Linked DNA regions of Mus musculus: all the other regions are linked to region 2. Evidence: chromatin loops called from intact Hi-C (ENCODE). Cell type or tissue: gastrocnemius. All regions are shown on one strand.

Region 1 (8,000 bases), 62 kb after region 2:
CCCCAAACTGCTTCTTGGTCATGATGTTTGTGCAGGAATAAAAACCCTGACTAAGACAGAAGGGAAGGAAGAAAGAAAAAGAAAGAGAGAGAGAGAGAAAGGAAGAAATAAAGGAAAGAAGGAAGGAAGGAAGGAAGGAAGGAAGGGAGAGATGGGAGGGAGGGAGGGAGGGAGGGAGGAAAGAAGAAGCAGCTAGAGAGATGGATGGTTGAGCCAGTAAGAGTTCATGCTGACTTTGAAAAGGACTGGAGTTCAATCCCCAGCACCCACATCCAGCTTCAGGGGAATCTAATGTTCTTTTCTGATCGCTTCGGGCACCAGCATACGGCACAGAGTTACACACACGGCACAGTTACACACACACACACATAGAAATAAACATAAATCTTTTTTTTAAAAAGCAGATACATCACCTAAGTCCACCCCAAAATAGTTGAGGATATAGCAGCCTCAGGCCTGGAGCTCCTTGCAGGCCTTGATGGTAGCTCTCTGGTCCCAGAGCTTGGCTCTCTGCTGTTCTACTGGTCAGTGCCTACTCCCTAAATAGTTGTTTATTCCATGTATAGTTAGTGAAGAGCCTTGGAGAATTTTGCCAGTTTCTACCTTCCTAGCCTTCCTCTTCTTCCTGAAGGGAGAAATCTGTTGTACTGTATCACAACCTTTGTAGGCTTTGATTTTTTCCAAACCTACTTTAATAAGGGTTCTTAAACGCTTCAACCTCCCTTTTAGCCCACCACCCAGCAAAGGTCATGGGGAAAGATAGGAAACAGAGTTGTGGACCTCTTATAGAAACAGTTCTTTGGGGGTGATTCCAATCTTTGTTGTCTGAAGTCCTTTAGCAAAGCACAGACACAAATCATCAGCAGATGCACTCCAATCCACTCGGCAATCACCACGCATGAACTGCAGTTCCAGCCAGAAGAAACCGTGAGGCTCAGTAAAGCGGCCTGTGTGGCAGAAGAACAAGAAGTCACCAGAACATCAGAAGTTCTTTGGTGAGTTACTCTCTATGAAGTCATGCCAAGGGAAGACCAGCAGAGTGATGCCAGGTGAACCAATACAACAGCATCATCAGTGACAACTAGCAAGGTGAGCCAATGTCAGAGCCCCTCCCACCGTCTGTGGGGTCACATCCCATGTCCACTTCAGCAAAACATGTCTTACATGTGCCTGCTGCAATATTCTAAACTTCCTTTCACCTGTCTGCCCCAGGAAACATCATATGACACAATTGAATTTCCAAAGAAACCAGAAATTTCCACTTCAAACCTTTATTTATTTATTTATTTATTTATTTTGTTTTTTTCGAGACAGGGTTTCTCTGTGTAGCCCTGGCTGTCCTGGAACTCACTCTGTAGACCAGGTTGGCCTCAAACTCAGAAATCCTCCTGCCTCTGCCTGGGATTAAAGGTGTGCGAGACCACTGCCCGGCCCTTCTTTTATTTTTTTAGATGATTTATTTATTTATCTATGTGCGTATGAGTTTGTGTAAGTGTATGTGCACATGTGTATACAGGTACAGACACCTGAAGGCATCAGGTATCTTGTCTATCATTCTCAGCTTATTCCTTTTTTAATTATTATGGAATATTTTTTCTTTATGTGTATCTGTTTACTGTGTCTGTGCCTGATTACTGCAAAAGCCAGAGGGAGGCATCAGAATCCCGAGACCTAGAGTTACAGATGTTTGTGAACCACCTTGTAGGTGTTGCGATTCAAACCTAAGTCCTTTGGGAAAACGGCCCAGTGCTCTTAACCACACGGCCATCTCTCCTGCCTCTTGGCAGAGTTTCTGCCTGAACCTATAGCTCGTATTCTCTGGGCTAGGCTGGAAGCCAGCCACCCTCAGAGATCTTCCAGTACCAGCTCCACTCACACCTGGGTACGTACTGAACACACAGCTTTTTATGTGGCTGTTGGAATCAGAACTCCAGTCCTCCTGGTTGTGAAACAAGCACTCCTAACTGCTGAGTCAACACTCTACCCTCAATTCCCAACTTAATTCTTTTTTTTTTTTTTTCTTTAACCTTCATTTCGAAGTTTATGTTGTAGCACTTTGTTTCAATATAATGTAACTTACTGATCAGGACTGTTTATAAATGTAACACTTGGCCTATGTGTAAGTGTGTATGTATACACATATGTGTGTATGTATACACACATATGTGTGCTCATGGAGGCCAGAAACCATGAGTCGCCTGATGTGAACACAGGGAACAAAATTCTAGTCCTCTGAGACAGGATCTCACCAAGTAACTCTGGCTGGCCTGCAACTTGCTATGTAGACCAGACTGACCTTAGACATGTCATAGAGATCCACCTGTGTCAGACTCCCATATACTGGGTTAAAGGTATCTGTCACCACCCAGTCTATCCCCCCCCCTTTAAATTAAAAAAAAAACAAAACAAACAAACAAACAAAACAAACAAACAATCAGTATGTTAAGTGAAAAACCATGTTGTCTTACTACATGCTCAGAAAACTGTCTACTTCTACATGAAGAGACTTTTCTGTATGGATTTGATTCGCTTCCCAGTGAAAGCTCCCTCCCGAGACACTTCTTTGGGATCAGTCCTGATGCTCTCCTTATATAAGTAATAATACAATTTTACCTCTTAATTGTGTGTATTGACTTTGAGTCTACTGTGGTGTGGGGGAGGGACTGTGAGCTGTTGGGCTACAATTATGCACTGATCAAAATCCTTAGAATGGAGCAGAGTGGGCAGTGTCACATGACACCAGTGTTCCTTGCCTTCAGGAAGCTGCCACGGGGTGTGGTGGGGGGTGGGGTGGGGGTAGGGGGTGAGGGGATGAGGGCTGGAGGCAGTGTCCAAATTTCATATGTACATCTGATATGCTGGGTTTGATTTTAAATTTTTAAGTAACCAATTACTATGACTAGTTGCTTTATTCTACAGAGTGTGCCAACGACTCAGACAGAAGTGTGTTGTAGTTGGCTTGGTGGTACACACCTGTAAACCCAGTACTTCTGCAGGTGAAGGCAGAAGGCTCTCCAGTTCCAGGCCAGTCTCAGCTACAGGGTAAGACTCTGTCTCAAAACAAACAAGCCCCAATAAGTAGATCCCTTCGCTCCGCTTGAATGCCAGTGTTTATTCTTAGACGGAACAGTCCTTGGGAACTACAGAAATGCTCTTTTTGGAGAAAAGGAAGTTTAAAAACGGGTGCAACACTGTGAGTTGTGAACTAACGGGCTGAGCAGGGAAAACCCAGGCCCCGAGCAGAGGGGGAAGGCTGAGGTGGCCAGGCAGCGGAGGCAGGGGCGGGAGTGGACAAAGAAAGGAAACCCAGAACAATAGCGCCCCTCCACCTCTGCTCCCGGGAGGCGTGGCTGCCTCAAGGGTGGGATTGGCTCAAAACTGCATGGGGGATTAGAAGTTACCTCGCAGAGGCTTTTAAATATTTTCTGTGAATTCTAAATGTGGCTGAGGGAAGAGAAGCGTCTCCAGGACCAGGCGCTTCTTCAGGCCCCACTTTCTAACTTCACTGCCGCGAGATGGGGTCGCTGACGACAACACCATCTCAATTAGTCTCTTTCTTTGTTTTTATTTAGTTTTTTTTTTTTCTCTTTTCTTTTCTTTTCTTTTCTTTTCTTTTCTTTTACTTAGAATCTCACATAGCCCGGGCTGGGCTGAAACCTGCTGTACCCGAGGACGACCCTGAGTTTCCTGATTTCTTGACTTCTTCCCAAGCACTGAGATTCCAGACAGTGTGCCACCACACTCCCGTGTTTGCTTGACCATTTCTTTCTTTCTTTCTTTTTTTTTTTTTTAAAGATTTATTTTGTTAATATATGTAAGTACACTGTAGCTGTCCTCAGACACTCCAGAAGAGGGAGTCAGATCCTGTTGCGGATGGTTGTGAGCCACCATGTGGTTGCTGGGATTTGAACTCTGGACCTTCGGAAGAGCAGTCGGGTGCTCTTACCCACTGAGCCATCTCACCAGCCCTCTTTTTTTTTTTTTTAAGATTTATTTATTATTATATCTAAGTACACTGTAGCTGTCTTCAGATACACCAGAAGAGGGCGGCGGATTTCATTACAGATGGTTGTGAGCCACCATGTGGTTGCTGGGATTTGAACTCAGGACCTTCAGAAGAGCAGTCAGTGCTCTTAACCACTGAGCCATCTCACCAGCCCAGCTTGACAATTTCTATAGGGATCAAATTTAACAGTGATGTCATAAAATCTTTTCATAGAGAAAGCTGCTCTTAGACCTGCACTCTGGGGCTGGAGAGATGGCTCAGTGGTTAAGAGCACAGACTGCTCTTCCAGATGTCTTGAATTCAATTCCCAGCATCCACATACATGGTGGCTCACAACCATCTGTATTGGGATCTGAAGCCCTCTTCTGGTGTGTCTGAAGATAGCTACAGGATACTCATACATATAAAATAGATAAATAAATAAATTAAAAACAAAAACAAAAAACCTGCACTCTGCACTCCCAGTACTTGGCAGGCAGAAGGCTGAAGGTTTCTGCAGCATTCAGGCTGGCCAGAGCTGCAGAGCAAGATCCTGTCTAGTCTCAAACCTTCTTTCTATACAGTTAAGGATGACCTTGAACTTCTCATCTACCTGTTTCCCCCAAGTGCCAGGGCTGGTCACCAGCTAAAAATTTGCTGTTGCTCGGTTCAGTATACATGCCTGGCATTTGGGAGGCTTAAGCAGTAAGTCCCCGGCCAGCCTGATCTACAAAGCCGGGGAAGGCTCCATAATGAGATTCCATCCCAAAACCAAAGCAATTACAATACAGGACTGGAGAGACAACTCCATTAAAGTGCTATTCATGAACACAGGAGGATTAGTTTGGATCTCAGAACACATACAAACACCAGTAATTCCAGCACTGAAGGCAGAAATAGGGAACACCCCCCACAAAGCTGGTTAGTGAGCTCTGGGTTCACTTGAGAGACCCTGACTCAATGAATGAGGTGGACAGCTACTGAAGACACCCCTGACACCTACCCTGGGCCTCCACAGGCTTACACATCCATGTGCACACACTGAGGGAGATACAAATGCACATGAGTGTTTGCACCACACACGTACACAGGAAAACAAAAGAGTACTCTGTGTTGTTTGGATTGTTGTTTATCTCCATCTGAAAAGCGCTAGTGTGTTTTACCTTGCCTAAGTCAGAGTCGGGATTTCTCTAACGTGGGCACCTCATCTGGGGCTGCTGTTCTGCCAATGACCATATATGATCTCTCACCTGATTTTATCATGACGTTCTCATTGCAAAGGGGAGGTGTGAACCGACAGTTCTGGTCCCAAGCACTCAGAAGCTATTATTTAATCTCCTTTAGTTAATGCATGACTGTCGATACGTCATATGCTCAGGAGAAAGTAGCAAATTGGATCAACTGTATAGATCACTCTGGAAATAAAGAAATTAATTAAAATAAATTGGGTCACACTTAGTTATATTTCGGGCTGAATTCTTTGTTTATTCTAGTTTGTTTTCCTGGAGCCATTAGAGCAGGATCCTCCTGATGGATGGAGGGAATTCATTTGCACTGAGCTCCATTTGACCTAGGGGAGCCCTTTCCGAGTCTTTACCCATCCCACCATCGTTTTGCTCTATGTACACTATCAAAGCAAACTAGCCTTTTCACCTCAGGCCCTACCAGTGTTCACACAACAGTGTCTATGGTCATTGAGTAACCAGCACTTCTCAAAGTTTCAAGTGCCCATGAGTCTCCTGGGGATCACTTACCATACAGAATGCATGCTAGAGACATGCTCAGCAGTAAAGAGCACACACTACTCCTGCAGAGGACCTGAGTTAGGATCCCATCACCCACATCAATTGGGTCACATCTCCAGTTCCATGGGAATCCTATGGCCTCTGAAGGCATCTGCACTCATACACACATACCTACACACAGATACACACACACATCTTAAACATAATAATAAATAGGTAAATCATAGTAGAATACAGAATTTCTCCCTCCATCCTCTCTCTGTCTTTCCTTCTTTGTCTCTTCCTGAGATGTGATCTCTTGATGCAGTACTAGCTGACATGAAATTGCAATACTGCTCTTGCTTCCCAAGTATAGGGACTATAGACACATGTCACCAAAGCCTGGATAAGCATCTTAAATTTCTGTCTTTTGGGGGAGGAGAGTGTGATGGTGGGGCAAGACAGTTTCCCTATGTCACCCAGGCTGGCTTCAAACCAGACTGGCTTCAAACTCAAGAGATCCACTTGCTTCTGCATCCTGAATGCTGGGATTAAAGGCCTGAGCCACCAAGCCTGGCTAAAAATGTTCATTTTAACAAGTGCTCAATTGCTGCTTCTTTGTGCTCTATATCTAAATTAACAAGGGGATAAGCTGTTACATCTGTCACTAGGGTTTCTAACACCCTTTGGAAATGGATGTTATTTGTAATGAAAAACAACTAATTCTTTAATTAATAAACAAATACCCCTTTCATATTTCATTTGTGAACTACAACTGGAATGAAGGTCATACAACAAATGTGCAGGACACGAATATACAGGTTTGCTGGTGGCACTGGGAGACAGAAATAAACTTCTCTTTAGCGCATGGTTCTTCTGCTACAGCCACACCCACTGCAGCCAAGTGTGGAGGCACATACCTCTGAGCCCAGTACTTGGAAAGTAGAAGCAGGCAGATCTCCGTGTTCAAGGCCAATCTGATCTACAGAATGAATTCCAGGACAACCAGAGCTATAAAGAGAAACCCTGTCTTTAATTAAAAAAAAATTTTTTTTAAGTTGTTCTTTTTATGTTTTATCAAAACACTGTGACTAAAAGGAACTTGGGGAGAAAGGGGTTTTTCATCTGTTACTTGAGGGCATCAGAGCAGGAACTCAGGGCAAGAATCTAAAGCAGAAACTAGGGAGGAACATTGTTTACTGGCTAATGGCTCACCTGCCTGGGGGAGGTGTGGTGGCTACTAATGGTTGTCAGCTTGACTACATCTGGAAGGTGTGGAGGGCACACCTGTGATCCAGATCATTTTTTTAAAGATTTATTCACTTATTATGAGCACACTGTCACTGTCTTCATACACTCCAGAAGAGGTCATCAGATCCCATCACAGATGGTTGTGAGCCACCATGTGGTTGCTGGGAATTGGACTCAGGACCTCCGGAAGAGCAGTCAGTGCTCTTAACCACTGAGCCATCTCTCCAGCCCTGTGATCCAGATCTTGAGACTGAAAGACACAAGTTTCTGACCTGGATCTTGACATGGAAATCTTGAGGTATAGTAGCTAAGAAAAGCTTAGGCCCAGGCAAGGTAGTATGCGCCTTTAATCTCAGGAGACTGAGGCAAGGAGATCTCTGAGTTTAAGGTCAGCCTGTGACAAAGCAAGTCCCAGATCCAGGTATGGTGGTACAAACCTTCTGCTGGAGGCCAAAATTGGAAGAAGTAAGATTCACTCTTCTTTGACTGCCTGTACTTACTTGCCAGCACATTTGTTGGAACCTACTTCTACAGAAGATCAACTTAAACAACTAGCCTCATTGGACGGAGCAACTGCTAGATTCTTGGACTTCCCATTTACAGCTGCCCATTGTTGGGTCAGTTGTTCTACAGACTGTAAGTCATCACAATAAATGTCCTTACTATAAAGAGACATCCCATGAGTCCCGTAACTCCAGAGAACCCTGACTGATAAAGAAGGTGTCATCCACACTTGCCTAGGCCTTCCCACAGCAACCATCAGTTAAGACAGTGTCTCACAGACAAGGCCACAGGCCAATCTGCACCAGGCAATTCTGAAGCTGAGCGTCCCTCGTCCCAGATGACCTGAGGTTGTGTCAAGTTGACAATAAAAACTAATTAGCACAGAAGTATATTTATTTTTCTTTAAATAAATAAATAAATAGGGGCCTGGATTTCAATTCATCCTTAATATCAGATATTTAAATATTTATACATACATTTATATATACATCACCTATATACATAATATATATATTCACATATTGTACTGGCTGATT
Region 2 (8,000 bases):
AGTTTGCAAGTCCAATGGGCCTCTCTTTGCAGTGATGGCTGACTAGGCCATCTTTTGATACATATGCAGCTAGAGACAAGAGCTCCGGGGTACTGCTTAGTTCATAATGTTGTTCCACCTATAGGGTTGCAGTTCCCTTTAGTTCCTTGGGTGCTTTCTCTAGTTCCTCCATTGGGGGCCCTGTGGTCCATTTATAGAAGACATTAGTTCAGTTCCCAGCACTCACTTTGGGTCTGTAATTCAGCCCCAGGGAATTTGATGCCCCTTTCTGGCCTTTAAGGGCACCTGCATTCAATGTGCACATAACCACACAGAGATACATACATCTACACAGAATCAAAAATAGAACAAACCTTTCAAGAAGCAGCTAAAAGAATGGAGAGATGGCTCAGTGGTTAAGAACACTTGTTCTTTCAGAGGACCTGGGTTCCTTTCCCAGAACCCACCTGTCAGCTCACATCCATCCATAACTCCAGTTCCAGATCTGACCTATATAGGTATCAGACAAGCATATAGTATACATACAGAAATGCAGACCAAAAAAAATAAAAAAAAAACCAAAAACATGCACATAAAGTAGTATAAATAAATCTTTAAAACAAACAAAAAAACAAACAAACAAAACAAACAGTTTCAAAAACACTCCTGGGCCAGATGTCTTTAGTCCTACTACTCAGGCAGATGCAGGAGGAGCTCTATGAGTTTGAGGCCAGCCTGGTGCACATGATGAGTTCCAGGTCAGCTAGGACTACAGAGGACTCTATCTTAAAACAAATCAAGCAGCAACAACAAAAATTTAAAAATAACTAAAATGAAATGAAACATGAAACACAGCTGCTTTTGCCGGTTGGAAACAGAGGCTCACGCAGCTCCTTCGCCTTCTGTTTGCTATGTGCATGGTGATGGACTCAGGACCGTCTGCCTCCACCTCTGAACACTGCGACTATGGGCATTCCAGTCCTTAATCACGGTGACATGTTTCAAGTCAGTAGCCTTATGTGGTTGCTGCCTACCACATCAAACCTGGATGCACAGCTCCCTCTTCCATCCCTGCAGAGCTCCACTGCACAGCATCTGCTCTATCCTGGATAACTGCATTCTTTACCTCCATTCAATACAAGTCTAATCGCTCTCAGGAATTCTGCTGGTCATTGTTTTGGCACTGCTGGAACTGGAGCCAAACACTCTGATTCCAAAATTCTTCGGAAATCAGGTTGCACAGGAGCTTTCAACGATAGATGAAGCCCGTTGGTTTTAGCCCATTTCTAAGTCTGGGTCTCCTGGAAAGAGTAGGATAAAGCCTGGCTCTTCACATACTGTAAGTCCCCGAGGTCTGTGAGGGTGACTCCTCTCCCAAGCTTCCAGCTGTCGGGATTCAGACACTGAATGTCTGATTCATGGTCTTGTAAACACACCTCCTGAAGTTTGGGTATTAGCTTTGGGTCTGATATATTGAAGACCAGGAGAACTACTGTTTTTTTTTCTCCATTTTCTATTAATGTTTTCATTCTGACCTATTACTGAAAACTTTTAGCACAGGAAAATAAGCACCCGTACAATGAGTTTCTTCTATGCGCACACCAAACAATCTTTACCATGGTCAGCCTCATTTCAATCTCCGCTGGGATCAACCTGGAGTAAATTCCAGACATTATGTTAGCTCATTTGTAAAGATTTTTCTGTATCTCTTTTAAAAATAAAGATATGTTGGTGTGGTGGTGCACACCTTTAATCCCAGCACTTGGGAGGCAAAGGCAGTCAGGTCTCTGGATTTCTGGTCTATATAGTGAGTTCCAGGATGGTCAAAGCTATGTATAGAGATCCTGGGTTTTGTGTTTTGTTTTGTTCTAAGCTGGTTCACAGCATCTTCTGTAAGGCTAGCTGTGAGTTTTCAGTGCCAGGCTCCATTACAAGACCAACATCCATGGGGGCTTCACGATGCTGCTGTAGTTTCTCTTCTGGATTGTCTCCATCTTTGGCCCTTATGGGCATGTTTGGCTTAGCCTCATCAATTAGAAGTTCCAGCCTTGTGCACCTCATTAATAATATCTCATTTCAAGTCCCAGAGAAGGGGAGGCCCTGGGCAGGTGTCTTGATATCCATTTCTTGAACCAAGGCAGTAGCAACCCTGCTTTATGCGCTGAGCTGTCAAGTGAAGCAGTTGGCCTCTGTTTAGGAAAACTGAGCCAGAATGGCTGTGCTTATAGAGAGTGGCCATCTGAGGCGGGGAGACGGTTTTCTCTCGGCTCATTCACAAATATTGACTGAGCTCTCAGCTCATGGCAGGTCCGATTCAACCAACCGATAAGTAAACATCTGTCCACGTGAAGCGCACATTCCAGCAGGGAGAGAGACACAGTAAATATACAGGGGGGTTGTTTTGGTTTGTTTTTGGTTTGGTTTTGAGGCAGGGTCTTCCAGAGTATCCATGGCTGGCCTATATAGGCCAAGCTGACCTCAACTCAATGAGATCCACCTGCCTCTTCCTTCCAAGTGCCACCCATGCCCATAGTGTCATTTAGATGTACTGAAAGGAAGGTTCAAGGATCAGGAAAAGCAAAAATCAAACACACAATACCCCCTTCATTTCTGCCCGAGGAGGGAGATCCTAAACACAAGGCGGGAAGCGGGCCTGCTGAGATAAGAAAGAACATTTCTAGATCGACTTCTCACTACAGCTCAATGGTCTATTGTGCTGCCCACACAGAACACACCGACTAACTCAGCAACCACAGCTCAGCACAGAACAACACAGATGTGAGTCTTGGGTGGTGCTAGTACCAGTGCCCAACTCCACAGGGAGCTGCTGGGGTTGGGGCTATTCACTTTCATGATATTTATCAAAGTTTCAACCTTTTAACAAAGTTCATTATCTGCTTCCCAAGCCACAGCAGGTTATAAGCAGGAGGTTCAGAGAGGACCGGAGGGCAAGCCCTTCCTTCAGCTGACACTGTCATCCAGTGAGCCAACCTCCTCCACACCGCAAGCTCAGGTCACCCAGACATCCTTACACTTGTGTTTACTGTCCCACGGTGTATGGGAAGAATGTGGGCATGTCTTAGTGATTTTGATAAAAAACAAAAACCAAAAAAGCCCAATTCCACCTTTGTAATTCAGCACTGTAGATTATGATTAATTTAAGGACAGGTGTTTTGAATTTACCCATCCCCCAAGCCCCTTCCTGAAGCCTAAGATAATGCTACTTGTGTAATAATGCTGGATAATTGGATTTTGAGTAAATAAATAAAAATATAATTGTGGACTAATTAACCTTCTCTAATCCTCCGTGGTCTTGTGCGTGGAAGTAACTTCATCACCTAGGGGACTTTTTCAGAATATTAAGTAACGTGATGTAGATGGTACAATGGGTTACATATCATTTCAACGATGGGTATTTTGATACAAGGAGCTGAACCGCTGGGCAGTGGTGGTGCACACCTTTAATCCCAGCACTTCGGAGGCAGAGACAGGCCGATTTCTGAGTTCAAGGCCAGCCTGGTTTACATAGGGAGCCCTGTCTCGAAAAACCAAAATAATAATAATAATAATAATAATAATAATAATTTCTTGGGCTGGAGAGATAGCTCAAAGGTTAAGAGCACTGGCTGCTCTTCCAGAGGTCCCAAGTTCAATTCCCAGCAACCACATGGTGGCTTACAACCATCTGTCATGGAATCCGATGCCCTTGAGGACAGTGACAGAGTACTCATATAAAACAAATAGATAAATCTAAATTTAAAGAAAAACTTATTCTCTGGAAAAAAAAAAAAAAGGAGCTGAACCAACAAATGTCTTTCCCACAGATGTCCTTTCAAAGGTCAAGGGAACCATTAGGTCCTTGTGTTCATGACTTGAGTCACCACTAGGTGGCAATATTTTCTTTACACAGATAAGCCCTTTTCTTTCTCTATCCCAGTGGTCTCCAAACTGGGGACTCACCACTGTGAAGACAAGGTTTCCAAGAGTCTCAATTACAGAACGCTTTGGGGAAGTCACCTGTGTGTCCTCTTTCCTCATATAACCAAAGGGTGATGTGCCCCTTTTCCATCCCAGATTATCATCATCATCAGTCCTCTTTTAAAGACAGGATCTCACTGTGGCTGCCCTGGCATTCTCTCAATAGACCAGGCTAGCCTCAAACTCAGAGATCTGGCAGCCTCTGCCTGCTGAGTGCTGGGATTAAGGACAGGTACCACCAACCTCATTGTTCAGGCAATAACATCTTCAGAGGTATCAAACACAAGCGTAAAAGCATCTGAGTGACTCCGAGGGGGTCCTGTGCAGCATCGAGAGCTCTGCGCACAGAGACACGTCTCCAGGCCTTATATTTAGCATTTTTCACAACGGAGTTTCTCCACATTAGGCTTCCTTCAGATTGGTGCTTTTCTTGATACTTCCTGTTGTTTTTTTCAGTCTTTATCACTGTGAGCCAAATGACGTCGTTGCTGAAGCTAATCCCCCCCAACAAATTTTTACTATTTACATTTACTATTATGTCTTTGATGTACTTGTGTGATGGAGGGTGCATGTGGATGGGTCACAGGTAGCTTGCAGGAGTCAGTTCTCTCCTTCCACCATGTTGGGTCCAGAGACCAAACTCGGGTACTCTGGCTTAGTGGCAGGTGTCTGCACAGCAAGCCATCACTTTGCAATTCCTTCCTTTATTTTTCACTTTATGTGTGTATGAGGGAGCACTGAGTATGTATGTTTGTGCACCATATGCGTGCAGTGCCCACAGAGGCCAAAGGGAAATAGTGCTTCCAGGAACCACCCCACTAGCCAGTGCTCTAACTGCTGAGCCATCTCTCCAGCCCAAGTTTTACACACATACACTCTCTCCATACACTGTCTCCTTCTTCTCTCTTTCCATACATATATTAATATGTGTATGAGAACATAATTTAAAAAAAAACTATATCTTTACACACATATACATTCAGCCCTCCCCCACATATGCATAACCTTAAATAAAATTTCAAAATATATATGTTGCTGGGTGGTACACACCCTTAATCCCAGTACTCTGGAGCCATATGCAGGTGGATCTATGCTATATGGAAAACAGGACAGCAGGGCTACAAAGAGACTGTGTCTCAAAATAAATAGATTATATATATATATATATATATATATATATATATATATGTAAACTTTTTTAACCCCCAAAATTTAAGAAAGAGAGAGATGATGGCTCAGTAAGTAAAGGCTGGAGATCTGTGACCAGGGAGACAACCAACTTCCAAATGTTATCCTCTGACCTTCACAAAAGTAGTGCTGTGGCAGCCAATAGTTGTAGTAGTAGTAGTAGTAGTAGTAGTAGTAATCTATTAAAAGTTAAATACCAATTTTAAAAATCACTTGACCTTCAGTGTTGTTTGTTAAAAGCAGATGATGACAATCCTGTGTGAAAGATTCCCTCCCCACCCTAGAGAACAACAGCACCCCCACCCTGAAGGAGAGAGTTCTGAACACACACAAGCCTTGGTAAGCTGCCCTGGCCTTCCACCTACCCAGCCCCAGCACCTAACCACAATTTTACAGCTCATTTGTCTTTGGTCCATTCAGTAATTATGTGACCTACAATAAGTGTTTCTTTCAGTCTTCAGGGCTTTTGAGGGGTTGCTGTTTGTTTGTTTTGGGCTTCCATGTCACATAAAATTTGTATTATACTTTTCTCCTGTTAATCTGTGTCATCTCCATTTAATCTTAGACCCAGCAAGGACACTAGAAAGGGCAGAAATGGAATTTTCCACCTTGAAGTCTCTGGCAACAAAGATGGGATCCCGAAGGGCTGAGACACCCCTTGTTCCCTGAACTTTTCCTGAGAGTGGTGGAGAATCATCGGCTCACCTCAGACAGGGCAGCACCAGCAGACCAAAGGGATGATTCCATTCAATTCTAGCTTACTGAGCCCATTTGTTTACCTCACTGTAGTGGGAGTGTCTCCAGCCTTCAGTTACATCACTGAAACCACACCCTGGCATGGACTGCAACATCCCCACAGCTGCCTGGATGGGGTCCCCCTCAGCTAACTTTCCACTCTCTTGTACTCTATCAGCTTCCTAAGTCACATGCTGCTAGGGCAGATCCACAGACATCTGTGAAAGAGACAGAGAGGAGATGACTGGACTCTCAGGTAAACATCTGATGACCGCACCCCTCCTGTGTGGGAACAGATCTGATGTGGGATCTCGGGGCTAATCTCAGCTTCTCTAAGACAGCAATGCTGCTATGCTGGGAGAACAGCCATCCACAATACCTTATTTACTCCACATTTTCAGATGGGCTCCTGGGAAACCGCACAAAACCCAGAAGAGATGGGACAGGACATGGCGGCTCATACCTGTAATCCCAATATTTGGAAGCTTGAGGCAGGAGGATTACTACAAGTTTGGCCACAGCAAAGACTGCAGTGAGAGTCCTGCATCTACAGAGTGAGACTCCACTCATAACAAAACCAAAAAGTCTAACATGGTAGGAATTCTCACAACTATTAGCATTCCCAGATCTCTGTGTGCTTCCCTCCCCATTAAGAAGGTGAGGCGTCATGATGAGTTTCAGCTGCCAACCTGACCCGCTGGGAAGAGGGAACCTCAGTAGAGGAACTGCCTCCATGAGACTGGCCTGTGGACAAGTCTGGGGGCATTTTCTTTGTTGTTAATTAATGTAGGAGGCCATGACATTGTCATTGCTGGGCCAGTGGCCTGGGTCATATAAGAAGAATAGCTGATGAAGAGCCTGAAAGCCAGCCAGTAAGCAGCATTTTTCTGGTTTCTGCTTCAGTCTCCTCTTTGAACTCCTACCTTGATTTCCCTCAGCGATGAATCTCTGTTGCCCATCAGCCAAAGAAACCCTTTCCTTACCTAAGTTGCTTCTGGTCACTTGTATTTTATACAAGGTTTTCTTATCTATTGCTTTCTAATTCTGGATTGTCAGGAGAGATCTGTGTTAGAACTTCCTTGGCCATGTGGCTCTCGGGAGCTTTGTCAGGGTATGAGGACACGGCTCAGGAAATGGTTCCTATCTTTTGTTTCTGCCGTTTGTGTGGCTCCTCAGAAAAAGGAAATAAGAATAAAGTTTTCTTTTTCTTTCTTGGTTTTTTGAGACAGGGTTTTTTCTGTGTAGCCCTGGCTGTCCTGGAACTCACTCTGTAGACCAGGCTAACTTCAAACTCAGAAATCTTCCTGCCTCTGCCGTCCAAATGCTGGGATTAAAGGAGAGCGCACCACTGTCCAGCAAGAATAAAGTTTTCATTTCACCTTGTTTGGGGTCTTTAAAGATGGCGCTGTGGCTGTAAGAACACCTTCTTTGAGCTTTTCAGCTGGCCAGCAGCCAACACAGCTGAGCCTGTCCTTTCTCGGGGAGTTTATCTTCACTGTCCCACTTTCTCTGACCTATTGAAACCATGGGCTTTGCATTCTTGGACTACCTTTGATGATTGCATGTATTCTCCCTACTTTTAGGGACATTTCTTATGTCCAAGACTAAACCATCCAAGTCTTATCAGTGATGAGCCATTAAAAGACTCACTGGGTTTTAGTCACCACTGAGGTTAGCTTTGCCCTTGAAGACTAAGTGCAAGTGCATTTCAAGTTCAGCTCAAAAATACTTTTGATAGCCAGTGGCATACGCCTTTAACCCCAGCACTTGGGAGGCAGAGGCAGGAGGATTTCTGAGTTTGAGGCCGGCCTGGTCTACAGAGTGAGTTCCAGGACAGCCAGGGCTGCCTTGTCTCGAAAAAACAAAACAAAACAAAAAACTTTTGACAAATACAAAAGTTATATTTAGTCTGGTGTGGTCGTTTGAATGAAAGTGGCCTCAGAGGCTCATATATTTGGATACTTGACCTGCTGTTGCTAGAAATGTTTGTTAAGGATTAGAAGGTGTGGCCTTTTGAGGAGGTGTATCACTAGGGATGGACTTTAAGGTTTCTTTTCTTTTTTTTTTTTTTTGGTTTTTCAAGACAGGGTTTCTCTGTGTAGCCCTGGCTATCCTGGAAC
Region 3 (8,000 bases), 160 kb before region 2:
CAGCTCCAGTGAATTTGCTTTAATTTTTAAATATCCATATGAAAGACCAGAGATTCATTTCATATATAACTCATACTGTGTTGAGGACTTGAGTACACAAACAGTGGCTATTTTTAAAAATTGTTTTAATTAGGTCTAAAATGTCGATATAAACCTTATTGATCGGGGCTAACAAGATGGCTCAGCAGGTAAGAGCACTGACTGCCCTTCCAAAGGTCCTGAGTTCAAATCCCAGCAACCACATGGTGGCTCACAACCACCGGTAATGAGATCTGACGCCCTCTTCTGGTGCGTCTGAAGTCAGCTACAGTGTACTTATGTATAATAATAAATAAATCTTGAAAAAAACCTTATTAATCCAGGTATGGTGGCACATGTCTTTATCCCATCCTTCAGGAGGTAGAAATAGGCAGTTGTAAATTTGAAGACAGGCTGGGCTACATAGGGAGCTCCAGGCCAGGCAGAGGTTTATTATATACTGGCCTCTTTGCACTCCTAGGCACATGAGATTCTGTCTCAAAAAACAAAACAAGCAAGCAAACGAACAAAAAAACCTAAAAATCTACGTATGTGTATGTGGAGGGGGAGTGGGTGTCTCTAAAAACACCTTAGCCAGCAAAGCATCAATCGCTTGAGGCAAGAAGGAAACCCCACTGACTACACCTCGGGAACTGGTGTTGGTTTAAACTTCAGGAGTCTGACACAGGGCAGTTTACTTCAGACATATTTAACCAGAGCACAATTTTGGAAAAGAGTTTTCTGATAATAATTAAGTCACTCCTCTGTGTACAGTGAAACTTAAGATATGCTTACATTGAAAGTCTTTTCAAAGTACATGTGACCTCTTCCATAAAGATAGGTTCTGCTGACAGAGAAACAGCACTCATGAAAAGGGTCTAGGGAGAATGACTAAGATAAACATAAAAGTCTGGGCGAGCCAGATGTGCCCTGGCCATACAGACAGCGCAGAGGTCACCAAGGCTACTAGCCACCCCAGCCTTCTGAACAGAAAACATGGTATATCTCTTTCTTTGAAGAAACAAACCTTTGTGTTTAACACTCCTGGTTTCCCTGGTGCTTATCTGTGAGCACAAGAACCTCTTTGCCCCCAACACAATTGATTGGGAGGTAGAGTTTTATACCCCAAACTTCAAAATGCTAGCTGTGTCTGACTAAGCCAGCTCAGTCAGTCAATGGGGCCTCCAGGGAGGGAGTGAAGGTCGAAAAGGAAAGGACAACTAGACAACATTATAACATGACTTCAGCCAGTGCTGAGGCTGCAGCAGGTTGGTTTTTTCCAGTCTGCTTTGATAGCATTCTAAGTACATACACAGAGTATGGTCAGTCCTAAGGCATAAACAATGTGGTCAAGGAACAAACACAAAGCATAAACAAAAGTCCCACGATTACTGGTTTCCGGATTTTAACAAGACCCATCACCATACAAAGAACACACTCCTCAGCTGTATTCATCCTGAGCCTACTTCCTTGTCCTAGCCCAATGTCAAAGTCCTGCCAAGTTCCTAGATGGTGGGCCCCAAAAGCTCTCCACACGTGTGTTGTATAAACCTTACACAGGTGCTTGTACCGTTACATGGAATTTAAGTTAACAAGGGTGTGTAATAGCCCAAACTCCAGGGGAAAGCGGTTGCTGTTGTTAGCATGATGTTTCTAAATGTGAATAAAGATGGGCGAAGGTTACAAAAGGAAACATTCTTCCTTCAGTTTACACAGTCACTGCAAGCCAGAGATCTGTTCTGTGTATCAAAACCAAGCTAAAAATCTGTGATTAGGAGGCTGGAAACATTGTTCATTGGTTAAGAGCACTTGTTGCTCTTGCAGAGGACACAGGTTCCGTTCTAGCACCCACATGATGGCTCACAAACCATGTGCAATTCCAATTTCAGGGAACCTAATGCCATCTTTTAACTTCTTTGGGCACCAAGCACAAACGTGATACACATACATGCATCCAGGCAAACACCCACTTAAATACATAAGTCTTAAAATGTGTGTAAAATTGGGTTAAATTTAGGCTCCAATAACTCACAAATGGGTTTTTCACCTTCATAAATGTTCCCTGCACGGCAGAATGTGTTATATTCTTGACCTCTGTTTTTTGTTTGTTTGTTTGTTTGTTTGTTTTTTCTTTCTTTCTTTCTTTTCCCGAGACAGGGTTTCTCTGTATAGCCCTGGCTGTCTTGGAACTCACTCTGTAGACCAGGCTGGCCTCAAACTCAGAAATTCGCCTACCTCTGCCTCCCAAGTGCTAGAATTAAAGGCGTGCGCCGCCACTGCCCAGCTTGACCTCTGTTTAACCTTGGCTATTCCTACCCCTGTATTAAGGGGGACAACTAAACTGATCCTTTCAAGAAAGTACCAACCTAAAGAAAACCATTGGTCTAGACTATTTTAATTAGTGTTTACCTATGTATGGTTTGCTTGTATTTAAAAGAAAAATTTTGAGGTATACCTTTCCAAAGAAGTGATTTTCTAAAAGGCATCTTCAAAAATGTTTTGTGGATCCAAGAAAAACAACGTTAAAGACAAACTATACTTTTGTGTTAAATGTGCCTACAGAGTGCAAAGAGGCAAGGAGTGGTGGGGCACCCAGGAGGCAGATACAAGGCCAACCTGTTCTCCATAGTAGTTCCAAGAAAGCCAGAGCTATATAGAGAACCCCTGTCTTAAACAAAACAAACAAGCAAACAAACAAACAAAAAAACGAGGTTGCAAAGAATGGATGGAAGGGAGAAGGTGGCAGGTGGAACAAAATGCCACCACTAAGTAGATAACTTGTAAATTTCCTACCTGGAAGGCCGTGACCAAATTATTTCTTGTTGTCATGCAACACATAAAAAAGCTATTTTGTAGTTTTTAATTTCTTAAATTTTTGTTACAGCCACTGGATGTAGGTGCTGGAAATTGAACCCAGGTGCTCTCCAGCCAGGCCCCATTTCTTAGCTTTAGAGGGAGTACTCACTGAGACATATTTTTGCTGATAGAATTTTGGCACCTGCTCTTTCTTAATTGCTTTAAATTCACTTGTACCACTGGACAGAGAACCTTGCCAGCCCGGCCTACCTCAATTCCAAATCACTAGGTTGATCAATAAAAGAAATTCATTCTTCTGCCACCAGGGGTTGCTATTGCCATAGCTGCAACTGCAGGTTGGCTCCAGTTGCAGTTTAGAATGCTTTTCAAACAAAAGGCTCAAAATACAGTTATCTTTTATTAAATTTCAAATCACAGGTTTTATAGCTAACAAACCTGGGCAAACACTAAGAGAATATTCTAATGCAGCAACAAGGAAAAGACCCAGAAGATCAGCCCCAAGGGAAACCGACATCTAACAAGCAGTTCTCCTTCCTTCCACACAGGTTTCCCACTAATCACGGCCAAATAGCCAGCAAATGGTTCCAGGCAGGAAGTAATAGTTTTTATAAACATTAAAATGTAAACTGGGCCATGTGGTGGTGGCACACACCCAGCAATTTCTTTTTTTTTTTTTTTTTTTTTTTTTAGTGTTTTGCCTACATGTATACATGTGTACCGTATATCGACAGTGCCTATGGATGTCAGAAGAAGGTGTTGGATTCTTTGGAGCTGGGTTACAGATGGCTGTGATCCATCTATGTGGGTGCTGGGAACCAAACTTGGGTCCTTTGTAAGAGCAACAAGTGTTCTAAACTGTGTTCTAAAGTGTTCTCCTTTCCAGCCCCCAGTTTGATTGTTTTTAACCCTTGAGTGTGGGAGGAGCAGGGGTATAAAAGGCATGCGCCACTAACTGCCCAGCTTTGGATAGAATTTTCCAACAAAGAGAGATAAATAGAATATATAAATTTAAGTCTTACATGACATAGAAGGCTTCAGGAGGAAATGAACCAAAAAAAAAAAAAAAAAGTTTGAGCCAGAAATCATATGTTGATGAGAAAAATACTAGCCAGGCGTGGTGGCACACGCCTTTAATCCCAGCACTCGGGAGGCAGAGGCAGGCAGATTTCTGAGTTTGAGGCCAGCCTGGTCTACAAAGTGAGTTCCAGGACAGCCAAGGCCTATACAGAGAAACCTGTCTTGAAGAGAGAGAGAGAGAGAGAGAGAGAGAGAGAGAGATACTAAAGTGTCTTATGACAAAGGGGCTTGAGCTAACTACCCCACCCCCTTTGGTAAGACCATAGATGGTTTAAGGTCGTGTTTTGCCGCGAAAGCAGTTCAGCTTACCTTACAAGAAACAAAAGCAGGTGTTGAATCGTGAAAGCCCCCAGCCAGTTATTTTTAGCATGCCTCTTAATTTTTCTGTCCCCTGATTTCTTCTCTTCTGTGCCTAAGTCTGAATGGGTAACCACTTCAGGGAATGTCAGCAACAGAGGGGCCATGGAGGAAATGTCAACAAAGACAAGAAAGCAAACTATACAGACAGTCCACCCAAGCTGTTCAGCCATGGAACCATAGATAAATCCAACTATTACAGAAAAAAAAAAAAGAATTCCCTGCGACGTCAGTGCATGAGGTTCTGCCCTGGGTGGGCAGTGAATTCAGCTCCCCAGCACGACAGACAGCAGAGATTGGCTTGCACCTCTTTCATCCCTTTCCCCGGGGAGAAGCATGTCTTCCTGCAGGCACAGTGAAGGTCTCTTTCAGATCGCTGTTTTGTCTCCTGCTTTTAAGAGCAGGAGAAGTCAGAGTACTTGCGTTAGTTATTTCTCTGTTGCTGTGATAAAACTCCATGACCATGCCGGGTGGTGGTCTCACCAGCCTTTAGTCCAAACTTTTTGGGAGGCAGAGGCAGGAGGATCACTGGGAGTTTGAGGTCTACAGAGAGTTAGTTTCAGGACAGTCAAAGCTACACAGTGAAACCTTATAACAAAAACAAACAAACAAACAAAAAACACACCACAACCACAAGGAAGGCAATTTATAGAGGGAAGAGTTTTGAGGGGTTTTATGGTTCTAGGACTTCATGATCACTGGGAAGCACAGCAGGGAAGCTTCACAACAGGTAGGCATGGAGAAGGGAGAGCTCACATCTCATATTGTGAAGAGGAAGCAGAGCACAAACTGGCTGGTAGCTTTTGAAACAAACTCAGCCTCCAGTGATATACTTACTCCAGCAAGGCTACACCTCCTAAGCTTCTCCAATCAGAGCTACCCACTGGGGACCAAGTATTTGAATGTCTAAAACTAGGGGAGACATCTCAAATCACCACAGTACCAGTACCTGTTCTCTTCATATAAGTCAGCTGTCTCAACAACCATAGAATATTTGTGTGCTTCGAGGGAGGGGTAAACTGGTCTTTGAAAAAGACGTGTCCCCCAAGGGGAGGCTTGAAAAGTTCATCTTAGTCTTAATAGAGTGAATGAATGTAAATGCTTCTCATAATTACAGGACTAAGTCCATGAAACAATTGTTCGTTAACCTACCGCAGGCATCTGGCACCTTATGGCTCTCAATTATTAACTGTGAACTACCACTGAATGAGTATTACCTATATAAACTCTGGTGGTCAATGATCATGATTATAGAAACCTTGGAAGTTTACCTAAGGACAGAGTCCTGGCTCTGTACTGGCTTCCACTGCCTTACTGGTTGACCTTGGGCTTTAGCTTCATCATCCTTTAAGTCTAGACGATGACACCTATTTCATGGGATTATGAGGATTAGTGTGGGGGTGGGGTGGGGGGGGTAAAGAGTGTAAAGATTTCACACTTTGCTCAGCAGATAACTATTAATCAGTTATTAGAATGTTTATGTTCCCTAAGAGTCAGTGGTTATGTTTATGGAAGAGGTCTTAACTAGAAGGCAGACTGGATTTGATAGGCAGTCACCGCCCCACAACTATTACGATTCTGTGCCGTCTAACTAGTGTATTTAAATCCCTAGGCAGTCAAAATATATACAAAAGGGAGGAAACTATTCATGGCACATCTCTCCTCCAACACCTTTACAAAGTGAATAAACTAGGAATAGAATTTGGAATTTAGACATGGATGTCCGTAAAAGGCCGGTTGCACCACACCCACTCCGGAACAAAGCCAGAGCTGTCACAGCTTCCTCAACAGCACTAGCAGAAGCTAAAGGCTCGGGTCCATCTAGAACGGCCACAGCCACGCCTATAAAACCTCCCGCTCCATCTCAGGCACAGGGAGGGGTGGACAGTCCGTAGCCACATCTCCGCGCGCAAGCTGCGCAGCCGGCGTGCGGCAGACAGCCCCTGACGTCACACCCGCGCCGGCTCTCCAGCAGGCCCCTTGCTCGGCTTCCGCCTTCTCTCCCGGCGTCGCTTTCTGGAAGGTTCGTGGAGGAGGCGGTCAGGGAGACCGTTACTCCACAGCAAGCCGGAATCCGTGTCCATCCGTCCTCCTGAACCCGCGCAGACGCCACCAAGGTCGCCATGCCGGAGAACGTAGCTTCCCGAAGCGGGGCGCCCACCGCCGGGCCCGGCAGCCGCGGGAAAAGCGCCTACCAGGACCGCGACAAGCCAGCCCAGATCCGCTTCAGCAATATTTCCGCGGCCAAAGGTATCACCCGGTCGCCGGCCCGCCTCCGGCGGAACGGCCCAGCCTCGCTGTGACCTTGGCCCTGGGTGGGTTGTGTTCCTTCAAGGTGGTCTCGTTTGCAGCTTTCTGCTAAGCACTCGGAGCGTGGAGGCCTCGGACACGCCCCATTGTGGGACGCCGAGCTCCTTAGTTCGTCTCCTGCAGGCATGGGCGGTGTTGGTCACATTGGCGCAGACAGCCGTTTAAAATACTGAAAGCAATGATCCTTGAGATCTGACTCTTAAGAACTAAAGCTTGGCTGTTTATCAAACCTAGTGGTAGACGACACAGTATTTTGAGCTTTCAAATAAAATTCATTTTACTTTTTCAACATTTTCAAAAAAAGTTCATTTAACTTATGAACGTTCTTTGGCTCCGTAGTACTAATCGGATAGTCACTATAAATTCCCTTAAACTGGCAGGTGGGCGACATAGGGTTGTAAAAGCACGTGGTGAAAACCAGACAGGCCGAGTTTTATTCTCAGTATGTGCTATTTGACGCGTCTGACGTCTAAAGCAACAAAGCCTTAAGAGATACTGCCAGGGTTTATTTGGGTTGGAGACAAAGATGCATGATTTGGGAAGTGGACGGGGTGTTGTTTTATCTTCTGAAGGTCCTAGGATCCAAGAAACTCTTGACTTCGCAGTGCAGCTGTAAGTTGGGTGAGGTGACAGTTGATTTGCAGGGTTGCTGGGAGGATTAAATGTGAAAGTGTATGAAGTAAACCTGACAAGTACTGCAGTCACCAGTCCAGGTGACTGGAATGTGTTGGTGCTGTGAGGTGTGTGCGCAGGATGGGCCTTAAGGAGTTGGAGACGCCAAGCTGACCAGGTGCTCCATGTGAGAGTCTTTTGGAAGTTTGGAGTGAATACCTGACACCTGGAAGTTTATTGAGTTCATTAATTACGTTTGTGGTAGTGGAGTCATTGGGATGTTGAAAGATGAATTCTAGAGTCAGATGAGTGACCAAGAGAGTGTACACTCTATTAAGAAATGAGTTTACTTCAGGCAACCATCTTAGCTAGGGTTTCTATTATTGTGAAAACACAGGTTATGTGGATTTAGTTATTAATTTATGTATATGGGTGTTTTGTCTGTATGTATATTTGTACACCAGAAGGCATTGGATCCCATAGAACTGTGTTTATATGTGGTTGTGGGTGCTGGGAGTTGATCTCAGGGCCTCTGGAAGAGCAGCCATCTTTTATCCATCTGCTGAGCCATCCCTTCAGCCCCTCAACCTGCTTTCTTATGAACCCAGGACCACTAGCCCGGGGATGGACCCACCCACAAAGGATTGAGCCCTTCCCCCTCAATCTCTAGTCAAGAACATTCCCTATAGACTTGCCTACAACTCCGTTTTAACTGACTTTTTCTTAATTTGAGGAGTTACCGCCTCTGAGATCACTTTGGCTTGGGTCAAGTTCACATAAACTGTCCAGAACAGTTACTTTTCAAAGGA

The links. Hi-C counts contacts between places; a loop is a spot of excess contacts. Peaks named below come from ENCODE experiments on the same cell type or tissue, not always from the same donor. Only the 100,000 strongest peaks of a DNase experiment are listed, where the experiment ranks them.
Region 1: it touches region 2 in a loop (1.8-fold over the local background); 3 of 42 quality-filtered maps call a loop at or near these places.
Region 3: a loop joins it to region 2, with 4 times the contacts of the local background. A loop is called at or near these places in 6 of 42 quality-filtered maps.

Annotation. Positions count from the first base shown.
Region 1 is chr11:23,208,063-23,216,062 of GRCm38, forward strand. No RefSeq gene overlaps it. Among named protein-coding and RNA genes, the nearest start is that of Xpo1, 44 kb to the right of the region's middle. In gastrocnemius, no CTCF peak of the experiment used is centred here; a DNase peak (open chromatin) is centred at 3,294; H3K4me3 peaks cover 797 bases; H3K27ac peaks cover 1,352 bases.
Region 2 is chr11:23,146,102-23,154,101 of GRCm38, forward strand. It overlaps 1700061J23Rik (RIKEN cDNA 1700061J23 gene), which reads left to right and starts at 6,039. Exons shown (of 3, transcript NR_131065.1): 1 at 6,039-6,136. In gastrocnemius, a CTCF peak has its summit at 3,851 (motif pointing right); no DNase peak of the experiment used is centred here.
Region 3 is chr11:22,984,362-22,992,361 of GRCm38, forward strand. It overlaps Cct4 (chaperonin containing Tcp1, subunit 4 (delta)), which reads left to right and starts at 6,232. Exons shown (of 14, transcript NM_009837.1): 1 at 6,232-6,519. The coding sequence starts at 6,393. It also overlaps a transcript of Commd1 not described here. In gastrocnemius, CTCF peaks have their summits at 343 and 3,144 (motif pointing right); DNase peaks (open chromatin) are centred at 3,105 and 6,209; H3K4me3 peaks cover 2,571 bases; H3K27ac peaks cover 2,605 bases.